Regions from separate parts of the Homo sapiens genome. Here region 1 is linked to region 2. Evidence: chromatin contacts called from ENCODE Hi-C data. All regions are on one chromosome and are shown on one strand. The core of a region is the stretch at or near the end of the contact, and the rest is flanking DNA. Distances in the headings are between cores, read along the strand shown. Region 1 holds the start of HDAC9 (histone deacetylase 9). Region 2 has its middle 51 kb from the start of MIR1302-6.

What was found. A loop is a pair of places that touch in the nucleus more often than their neighbours do. Pooled maps may share reads with other maps.
Region 1: a pooled map shows a loop between it and region 2 (5-fold over the local background). The contact joins the promoter of HDAC9 here to the enhancer-like site in region 2. A Hi-C loop is called at or near these places in 5 of 37 single-sample maps with no recorded cell type and 2 of 50 pooled maps.

The regions. Positions count from the first base shown.
Region 1 is chr7:18,492,860-18,498,398 of GRCh38, reverse strand. HDAC9 (histone deacetylase 9) reads right to left here and starts at 2,650. Exons shown (of 26, transcript NM_178425.4): 1 at 2,376-2,650; 2 at 2,075-2,137. The coding sequence starts at 2,096. RefSeq lists an enhancer at 2,872-2,921.
Region 2 is chr7:18,175,801-18,181,360 of GRCh38, reverse strand. It overlaps a transcript of HDAC9 not described here. Among named protein-coding and RNA genes, the nearest start is that of MIR1302-6, 51 kb to the right of the region's middle. RefSeq lists enhancers at 2,931-3,040, 3,705-3,849 and a cis regulatory region at 3,769-3,786. Within about 2 kb of position 2,965, at least 5 of the 41 ENCODE cell types and tissues checked have a DNase peak (open chromatin) inside an H3K27ac peak, as active enhancers do.

The DNA of each region.
Region 1 (5,539 bases), core at 1,401-3,900, 320 kb before region 2:
TTTTAAAAACCTCAATCCCCAGGCTGTTCCCCATACCAATTAAACCAGGCATTCTGGGAGTGGAATCTAGGTATCATATTTTGTAAAGTGCTTCTGGTGAGTCCAACTTTGAGAGCCAGTGCCTCACAGGAAGTATACAATAAAGACTAGGTGAATTAAATTTAAGAACATATATGAAATATATGGCATGGCAGGAAGGGTGTAATTGTTTTTATGCTTCACATTTTAAAAATAAATAGAACTTAGTGATTATGTATTTATACCAGACAGGTTTTGGGAGTTGATGTTAACCTACATCACTTTTCATTTAATAGCTAGCTGCTGCTTAAATGTTGCTTCTTGTAGAACTGGCCAAAGCATGGACAGCCTGAAGCACTTCCCTGTCTGAAAATCTTGTTGCTTTGTACACAAACCATTAAATGCTAGGAAAATGACAATCTCTACTGAAATGGGTGTAAAGCTGTATGTGATTATCAAAGATGTGGAGAAAAAAGCAAAGCTTGCAAACACCTGTAGCCAGCCTTAGCTTCAGCAGACACTTGCTACTTGGAAGGCATGTATGTTTCTACCATATGAAAAAAAATATCAAACTTGTAACACAGAAGTGAGGACTAAAAGGATAAAGCATAGTGCTGAAAAGATTTCTAAAATAGTTATTTTCAAAGGGTTCATCCATATTTTAAAAAATAAAATGCTAAGTTAAATGACCAGTCCCATTAGAGACATACCTGTTAAACCCTCCCGGAGCCCTTGTCAGCTTTGCAGCTATAAGAATAAACTGTACTGAAATTCTGGTAGGTTTGCTTTTGTTAAGCAGGCACTATTCATTAACATAATTCCTGTCACTTAAGTGTATAAATACCAAATTATGCAAAATTGATATTTTATTCTGATTCCATGAAAAGATTGGGTCAACAGAAGGATCTTAAAATTAACATAACTAACCAAGGTTTAAAGAAAACTAGCTTTAAACATAGATCCCCATATGGGAAGGTGTATTAACACCAAAACAGACATCATGCCAACCTGTGGAATATTTCTTTCACACCTAGCTCTACAAAGTAAACACTGCTTTATGTGGCATTCTTATCATGGAAATCTAGGCGGTGATCTATAATTACGATTAAGCCCACATGGGAAGTGGGATCTAAGTGAGAACTTTAAGCCAATTTTAGGTTGAAACATTCAGAAGAGGACAGAAACAAAGAGTTCCCAAAGCTTTAGGAAATAGCCATAGGAAATAAATATGAAAGGCAATAATTACACGTTAAGTGATACTGCCTGGAGAGTATGTTCATTTAGTAAGTATAAATTGACAAGGCTGACAAGCTCAATCTCCCACCAGCTCATCTCCTTGAGAAACTAGAAATTAGAATCTGTTCCTATTATCCTTTAAAACGCTGCACCTGCTTTTAACACATTTACATGTGTGTTATGCCATCACATCTGCCTGACAATGCTAGACTTCCCACATGTTTTTGAAGAAAATTAAAATAAGCATCTGCTAATAACAATTTTATTTCATCCTAAACAGTTTCATTTGGGGCTGATGAGAAAAAGCCACATAATGGAAAAAAGAAAACTACCTTTATAACTCTGTGGCAAACACATTTTAGAAGGTAGGTCTATAAATAGATGTGCTTCTGTAGGCACAGAGTAAATATAAAATCGTCAGGCTAGCGGGGCTGCAGTTTAAACTGAAGCCCCAATATGAACTTACCTGATTTTTAAAGTCCTATTAGAATAGGCTTACAATCAGTACACAGCTCCTTTTTCTAGTTGCATAGTAAAGGCAAAACACCCCCAACTACATTTTACTTATCTCAGTCTCATCTTTCATCAGAAGCAATAGTTTGCAATTTCATTCAGAAGCTGCTGTCCCTAAGCAGACTGAATATGCACAGAAACAGTAATGGAAGGGATCTAAGTTAAACCCTACAGACGCACCAAGAAAATAGCAACATCAACACGAAAAAGCAGCAATTTCCTTAAGAGAGGTGCTTTTCTTAGCTGCATTTCCCAAGCCAGCCCCCTTTCAAACCTAAAACGTCTCAGTTATGAAAGAGGATCTTACCTGAGCTGATCATACTGTGCATTCTTTGCTGAGCCAAGAGCTGCTCTCGTCCAGCCACCCCATCTGAGGAAAAACAGGAGTCACTCTCGTAAATTGTCTGCAGCATATTCCAGTCACTCTTACTTCAGCTACATGAAACATTCATCACTGCTCAGTGCACCGGCCCCAGGAGCTACCCTCGCTGGTTCTCCCTCCTCCCTGAGGAGAAGCAGCAGAGGATCAACTTCGACAATGATTTCCTTTCTGCTCAAATGGGCATCCACTTTTAAAAAGACCTGGACACTTTTCCCATGTTACCAACCTGTGTGCAAAGCAGAAAGGACAGAGTGGATGCTATAGCTCTCTGGAGTTTAGGTTATCCCGGAAACTACAAGCAGGTGGGAAATAGGAACGTGCTTCGGGGTTATTTCTTTGTCAGAATACGTAGAAAATTATTAAGTCTACCCACGAGAAAAAGAAACCAATTAAACCTGGCTTAGAGTTCTTCAGGCTGCTAGGGTTTTGTTGCAAAAACCCTCAGTCCTGCAAGTGGCTCCAGCCGGTGCCCTTCTCCTATCTGTGTCTGTGCCTCTCTTCCCCCTTTCTCAGTCTCTCTCAGCTCAAGTTGGCTAAAGCGAGTGATAATCCATTTGCATATGAATCAACAACAGCATGGCCCACAGGCACAGAAATAGAACAATGGTCGGCCTGAGCCAAAAATAGGTCAAGCATGGCCGAGTGATTGGAGCCTGCATTAATGCATTTAAAAATACCCCAGCAAACCCAGCTGTCCAGCCTCTATCTTTCCAACCATAATTCTCTATCGCAGGGCCTTAAAACCAATTAACTCTTTCCTCTCTCGAAGCTTGCTTTACACACTGTGTTTCCATACTGGCGATTCGCTTCCAAAGAAAGGAAGGCAAGAAAAAAAATTAAGAATCATAATTCTAAGAGGGCAAATGCACATACATTTCATTTCATTTTATTTTTGTAGTATGTGTTTTTGGAAGAGAGAGGAGAGAAGTACAGAGCTCTGTATTGGTTCTAAAATAATACTGGAAGCTTTTGCTCATAATGTGGTTTCTGCCTCACCCACGCACAGCAATCCTGGTGTTCTATTTTTGTTGCCTGTTTCTCAGGCTACACTGCAGTTGGCTGTAGCACTAGAAGCTTTTCTGCCTTCTAGTTTCAGGACTAACAGGAGATTTAGCAGAGGTACTTTTGGAAAACAAGCACACCCCAGAATAAAATTTTTATGAAGGACAGGCTTGATTTTTTACTTGCTATTTATGCAAGACAATTGTCCATTTCACAAATCCTATTGTATCTTAGTACCACCTATGAATTTTATCGCATCCATCCAGTTAGTACTATATCTATAAACAAAACAAAACACAAAACACAAAACCGTGGCTTATATGTGAAAATTTCCCCTCAGCCTCTCAGGCTAAATTCAATTTACTTGCAAAAGGAAAAGAAAGTAGTCTGATTTCTTATGGATACAGAATTTCTGAGCATATGCACCTGTTGATGGATAAATCATATATATGGTTAGTACCCAACTATGACTGTTCTGCATTCAGCTATACATTGGTTGCCCGAAATATGGACCTCCTAACTTTTCTGTAGAAATAGCATTTATGATAGTCAATAGATTACCAGACACATTGTGGCGTTCAGCTATACAGTACAGTAGATAGTATCAGAGTTTTATAGTCTCTGGTGCTACATTTATATCCTTTCTATATAAGAGATAAATTTTACATTCCAAAGAGGGATCCTAGCATCTTGTCACTTCCAAGAGCAAACCCAAAAGTGATAATCTACTAGTCATGGAAGCTCTTTTCTCTTTTCTAAACTAAATCAGCGAGGAAAATGTAATTCTAAGGCATCAGAAGCAACAGGGGAAAGAGAGGAAAAAGCAGATTATTTCAAAATTCCCAGAACAATCCGATGGAAGAGGGATCTTGGTCAACTCCAGAGTATGAAGTCAGAGGGGGCAAACAAGGGGACACAGAGTTTTGATGAAAGGGAAGAAATAAGCACGTTAAATCATTCATCAAATAGGCCACTGCTGAATTCCTCTTCTTTCACAGATTAATTTCTACTGAATACTCTACTTCTTGAAAAATTGTATTTGGATATGTAAGTTACAATTTTTAAAAAATATATATTCCAAACTGCGTTTGACTTAAGCTACACAACAAAATCTTATGTTCCTGTCAGTGGAAAAAACAAAAAGCAATTATCTGATTCCATCTGATATTACAAATAAACTTTTGATTACAAAATTTATGTGTAAAATTCAAAGGATAGAAACAGTGTGGACCTAATAATTTTCCTTAAGGATGATGTACTGAAGTAGTAACTATCATCACATTTTAGACCTGGGAGGAAATTTAGAGATAGTCAATTGTAGTTTTCAAACTCTGTCTCATGACATAAGGTACCTGCGAGTTGCCTAAGTTTCCTCAAAAAAGGTTCTCCGTGGAACCAGGGGAGCTCCACTTTTACCTGTTTCCATTTGGAGATTTGAGATTTCTTTTGAAGAACTTTTTTTTTTTTTATTCTACAAAACATTTATGTAAAGAACATTTTTTAAATTGCGGTATATTTGACAAATCAAGATTCTTTATATTTCAGGTGTACAATTTGATGATTTGATACACCTATACCTTGTGAAATAATTACCATAATCAAGCTACAAATCTATCATCTCAGCTAGTTACCATTTTTTTTGTGGTGAGATCAGAACAAGAACTTCTTATATTAAGAAAAACAATCATTGAAATTCACTCATGAGGAAACGAAGGAGGCTTGATTACAAAAGGACTCACTATTGGAGTCAGGCTTTAAAGACAGTAGCTTAAGGAAATACAGGTAATTAATAACTAACCATATAGGTCTAGCATTTATATTATCCAGTCTCACCATCTTGTCCCTTACCAAAATGATACAAATCATTATCTGAGATATTCCAAATAAAATTTAATATGATCTACTGATGAAAAATGGACCCACTGTCTGTTTCAGAGTGATTTTTAACAGAATACAAAAATTTATGATGAATATACAAAAGAGATAACAAAATCACCATATTGATACAATATGCCTATGCATCTTTTGTCTTTTTAAGTTTAAATTACACCTTCAAACAACAATTGATAAAAAAAGATCTCTCAGCTTTTATAATAAAAAATAAAAAATAGAATAAAACTCCAGAAGACTGAGTTAGTAATTATCCTAGTTCTTAAAGGATCCAGGAAAGGGCATTCCACATAAAATACTGTAAATAATGTGTCTTCTTCATTTTGACCATTATTTAACATGAGGTTTATTTACGTTTCATCCCTGCATTCTTGCAGTATGTTTTTCCATCAGCCATCTTCTCTTTTATTTAACTCTTGATAATGAAAAAATATTTTAGAGTGAAAAGACATTGGATACTTACAAAAAACCCCACTTGTTTCTCAGAAGAAAAATAAG
Region 2 (5,560 bases), core at 1,716-4,215:
AACAATATAATGAATTTACTAAAGGCATGATCAGTGGGTTATTCCTATTGCCTAGAACAGTGTCTGGCACATATTAGGCATGAAATAAAAGTTTGGTGAATGAACAAATGAATGAAATGAATAGCAATTACAAGCCAAGCCAGCATGACTTCAGATATTATTTCAGGCGTTTAGTAGCTGAATAACAACCTCCCAAAAGATACCCACATCCTTATCCCTAGAACTTGTGAATGTTACCTCTTAGGGAAAAAAAAGGACTTCCCAGACATGCTTAAAGGTTCTGAGATGGGGAGATTATCTCAGATTATCCAGGTGGTCCCAAAATACAATCACACATATGCATATAAGAGTGAAGGAGGAGGAGATTTGACACACACGCAAAAGAAGGCAATGTGACCCCAAAGGCAAAGACTGGAGTGATACAGTCACAAACCAAAGAATGCCAGCAGCCACCAGATGCTAGAAGAGATAAGAAACAGATTGTCCCCTGGAGTCTTTGTGGGGAGCAAGGTCCTACTGACACCTTCATTTCAGCCCAGTGAAACTGATTTTGGACTTCTGGCTTCTGGAACTGTGAGAAAATACATTTCCTTTGTTTTAGGCCACCAAGTTTGTGGTAATTTGTTACAGCAGCCACAGGAAACTAATACAAGATAGAAAACTGATATCCAGAGAGATAAAGTAACTTGTTCTCAAAGGCCCAAAGTTAGTTAGGGCAGATTGGGGTTTCCAACAGGTATTTCTTGGCTCCTTCTGGTATTCTTATTCTTTCCAATTTACTCTGCTACCTGCCACATGTTATACAGCCCATTGAGTTCTGACACTCTTTGATCTAATCTAGGTACCAAATACAACCTCTCATATGGCCGCAGGATGGAAATTGTAAAATGATCAATCTCTCATACTCATCAATCTTATCAGTGACTTAGCTGATTTGGAAAAAAAAAAGAAAAAAGAAAATCACTTGACAAAAATGACAAAACAAAGTTGCTAGCACAAGGTCCAGAAAGAAACACAGAGCAAACATTTTCAATGCACCATATATAATGAATTTACAGCAGCAAATGTCCATAGGTTAAGAATGTGGTGTGTGTGTGTGTGTGTGTGTGTGTGTGTGTGTGTGTGTGTGTGTGTATGTGTCTTGGGGAGGGTGCTCACAAGAAATGCTGGCATGACAAACAGTGTAAAAACACATCAAAAGATGAAGCAAGGCAACTAAGGCGCTCACTACTGGGGGTAGGATAAAGTAAGGAGCTGACATGTAATTTGAAAAGGATGGCATAATTCTATGTGCTCAAAAGTGAGCAAACCTAAAGACAGAGACAAATCTGGAAATTGTGACAGAGCTGGGAGATGATGGTTTTAGGCCTCAATCTCATCAGTGTGGAGAGGCTTATAGACATGAGATTTTTGTGACATTCAAAAAAGGATAGTTACAGGTCACGGTTGAGAGAAAAAAGCACATATTTATGTGTGATCATTCTAAATGAACATGTGATACTTTACTATCTCTTGTACAATTACATCTTTTATGATACCAACATAACAAATTCATGACATATTTTCCAAATGAGGAATCTGGGACAAAGGGAGATTTACTAAATAAAAGATAGATGACAGGTGTTTCCAGAGCTGCGTTTAAGTCCTTGGGCTTTTACTAAGAACTTCAAATATGCATTTGTATAATTTCTCATTAATAGATAAACAGATAAGGTAATAAAATATTCAAAGAAAAGACGTTTGGGTTTATTTAGACCCAATGAGTGTGAACACCATTTTTCCTTAGGAGAGGGAGGGTAGAGAATGGAAAGAAATATAAGAGAGGTAGAAGCAAAAAAAACAAAGCTTATTCATCCTTATATAGTGGTTAAGAACATAGAACCCCAACAGGATATAAACATTTCTTTAATGATCCTGCAGTAATAACAAGCAAAATAAACAGTCAAACCTTAACATGTCCCTCCTCCCTTAGGACCTCAGCTTTACCTTGTAGTTTAAGAATTAGTCACTCATTTGGACTGGGGCAAGTCCCTATGGATTCAGAGAGTTTGCAATCAACTAATGGGTTATGGCATTATTGTTAGTGGATGATACCCCACAGGAGGCTGGACTATTGCATCAGTCAGGGTAAAGACATACTTGCTATGTGTGTGACAAACAAAAGCCTACCCAAGGTGGTTCCTCAGAGAACTCTGAATGAAAGACATGCAGTGCTTGCTTGTTCCACATCTGTTATTTCCATAATCTTTAGAAAAATAAGCTTCCTGGGCAAATATGAAAGGAACTCCATTTGACCAGATACATTCCAAAGTAAGAGATCTTGTTCTCCATTAAATGCCATACCACAACACTGTCAAATAATGAAGCCAAAAACACATCTTTAATGGAGACACACAGAAAGTTTAAGATCCTAATTTAATCTTAATAAAGACTTCAACCATTATATTAAAATATTTATTAGTCTATCACTTTAAATAAGAGGAACTGAAAATGTATACAGATTGAAAAGTCACAAATTTTAAGCCGGATGTTTTCCTTTCTATGTATTTTACTGAAGGTCCTCAGAAACGTAGTATATTTAAAAGTTACTGCTAATTATACAGTATGCAAAACTGTATTACTTTTTAAAAGTATAAAGAATGTTGGATCAATGAATTCTAAACTAACTTAAAACAATTTCCTGCTCAACCACAATTAAAAATCATGTCACTCTTTCCACTATTCTTAACCACAATACATATTTGTTTTGGGAGAGAGGTGGTTTATAAGCATTGAAACAGGGAGAAGTTCAAGTTACTAAAAGGAAAGAGGGTGGTAGGTCTGCTTCTACCGCTGTGCTAGCTGAAGAAGAGCCAAACTTAGCAACTTCCCCACATTTAGAGAACTCAGTATGAAACCACAAGTCTTGCAAACAATGACTACCCTATTGCAATGTTTGTTGTTCAATGAATAGATAAGCCACCTTAGAAAGAGGGGGGCCGGGTGCAGTGGCTCACGCCTGTCATCCCAGCACTTTGGGAGCCCAAGGCATGCAGATTGCCTGAGGTCAGAAGTTCGAGACAAGTCTGGCCAACATAGTGAAACCCTGTCTCTACTAAAAATACAAAACAATTAGCCAGCATGGTGGCATGTGCCTGTAATCCCAGCTACTCGGGATGCTGAGGCAAGGGAATTGCTTGAACTAGGGAGGTGGAGGTTCCAGTAAGCCAAGATTGTGCCACTGCACTCCAGCCTGGGTGACAGAGCAAGACTCTGTCAAAGAGGAGAGGGGAGGGGAGGGGAGGTGGAGGAGGGAACGGGAGGGAAGGGGAGGTAGGGGGATGGAGGAAGTTCAGTGGATAGCACTAGAGGTGAAAAGAACCGAAAGTCAACAAATGAATAAGCAAAAAGAAAAGGGATATGATTCATGACACATATGAAACAGTTTGGTTTTGCTCAGGTATATTCAACTGCTTCCCTCCTCCCCAATTCCATGCCCCTAGCACCACTATAATCAGCCTCCTCACAAAGTGCCCTTTATTCTTCACTTATTTGGCTCCTTTTGTGTGCTGGGCAGTATATTACTTAACTAAGAGAGCAACCATAAATACAGCTGCCAACTGCTTCACTCTATATACACCCCACAAAATGTACTTAGATGTCCCTTGCCCTCAAAAAGCTAAGCCTATTAGAGAAGACAACCCCAGTACTAAGGTAAGTTCCAGAACTGAGAGAGGTAACAAATGTCAGCGTCACCCAGGAAGGCCTCACAGAAGAATGGAGTAGGAGCTGGGTGTTGAAGATAAGTAAACAGGACACTCCCAGTGGTGAGGAAGGGTCATTCAAAGGCCTCCAAGCAAGAAAACTGGACCTGGGGAAGGTAAGCAGCTCTACATGTTGAACAGAGTGGGGTTCATTGAGGAGAAAAATAAGATAAGCCTGAAAAGGGTACGGGTTCTTATATACCTTAAATAGATGTGATAGAGAGCCACTGACATTTCTTATACAGGGCAGTGACTATATCAGAGTTAGGCTGAGAAGAGATTAATCGCACCATAGACAACAGACTTGCTAATCAGGAAGCTCAGACACAGATCCATCCGTCTTCAAGCAACTTCACAGAATTTAAATGCAGGTACTAACAGGGTGTACCCAATTTCCCTTCATTTCCCTTCCTCCTCACGTATTTTATTTTCCATAACTTACTTATATAGACCCCAAATCTTTTCTGGACTTAGGCAGAATAAAAGAAAAAGAAAGAAAACTAAGAAAGGTAGGAAGGCAGATGGGTAGGCGGATTATCAGTTCTCCCAACAGAAGGGAAAATGACATACAATGTCTACTTTGACATACTTTATTGAAATTCAAAGACTCGATAGTGTACATTACCTAACTCAAGTTATGGTATGTATTATTTTTCCAATATCTATAGTTGGCTTCCTGCATTTTTCTGCTAATTTCTAGGTTCTTTCATTGACATACCACGACCTGTTAAAATCTTTCAATTTACTGTTTCACTTTAAACATAAAGCCAAAGTAAGATACATCCAACTCTTCTTTAATAAAAAAGGAAGCACAATAATACAGACAAAAGGATAAAAATGCATTAAAAAATAACATAAAAATTATCCAAACATGATGAAATAATCTGTACACCAAAGCCCTGTGACACACAGTTTACCTGTATAACAAATCTGCACATGTACCTCTGAACTGAAAATAAATTTTTTAAAAAATTACCCAAACAGAATTTTCATAGCTGTATACTTTCATTTTCTAAGAGTTTAAAAAAATCTCTAATTATAATAATTTTTCAATACACATAAAATGATAGGAGACAGGGCTTTTGGAAGATCTAGTTAACAGTCACTGGGTTAATAACTTATTTTACAGACAGTATACCCTAAACAATAGTAACATATCCCAAAATTTACATGTCCATGAACCACCAAGCAAATATTTGGAATTCCAGTGACAAACCAAACAAGTAACTACAATGACTTGCAATATTTTTTTCCTTATCAGACAGAGATTTCAAAAACAGAGGTTCAAGATAACAGTCTGGCTTTTCCCATTTGTACGGCATTCCTGGATCTTCAGAAAGCACTGGAGATCTCAAGACCAGAAAAACACAGGGAAGGAAATCAAGCAGGCTTTCCAGTAACAGCAGACCGAAAAACTGTCACCAGCTTTTATTAAACATGTTTACATTCCTAGAGAGTCCAAAACTCATGACTAGTTTTTCTCATGAATAATGTCATTTTGACATTTCTTTCTGAAAAACAATTTCTTCTGAGAGTTAAAGATAAAAGGTGAGTGCTTGGTCATACACCACTATGATTATCTGCCCTCTCACAGAACTCACAGAATTCCAAAGAAGGCAGAATTACTAGGGCAAATTCCAGCTCCAAAGGAAAAATCCCCAGCTCACCCAGAACACTTTCCAGTGGAACTACATTACTGGTATGAAGAGAACATTTTCTTGGACATTAAGAGCCTGGGAGAAAAGGTTAATTATGCAATGATATGTGAGGAGCAACCATCTATCATAAGCAGCAAGAGCCTTATATAATCAAGTGCC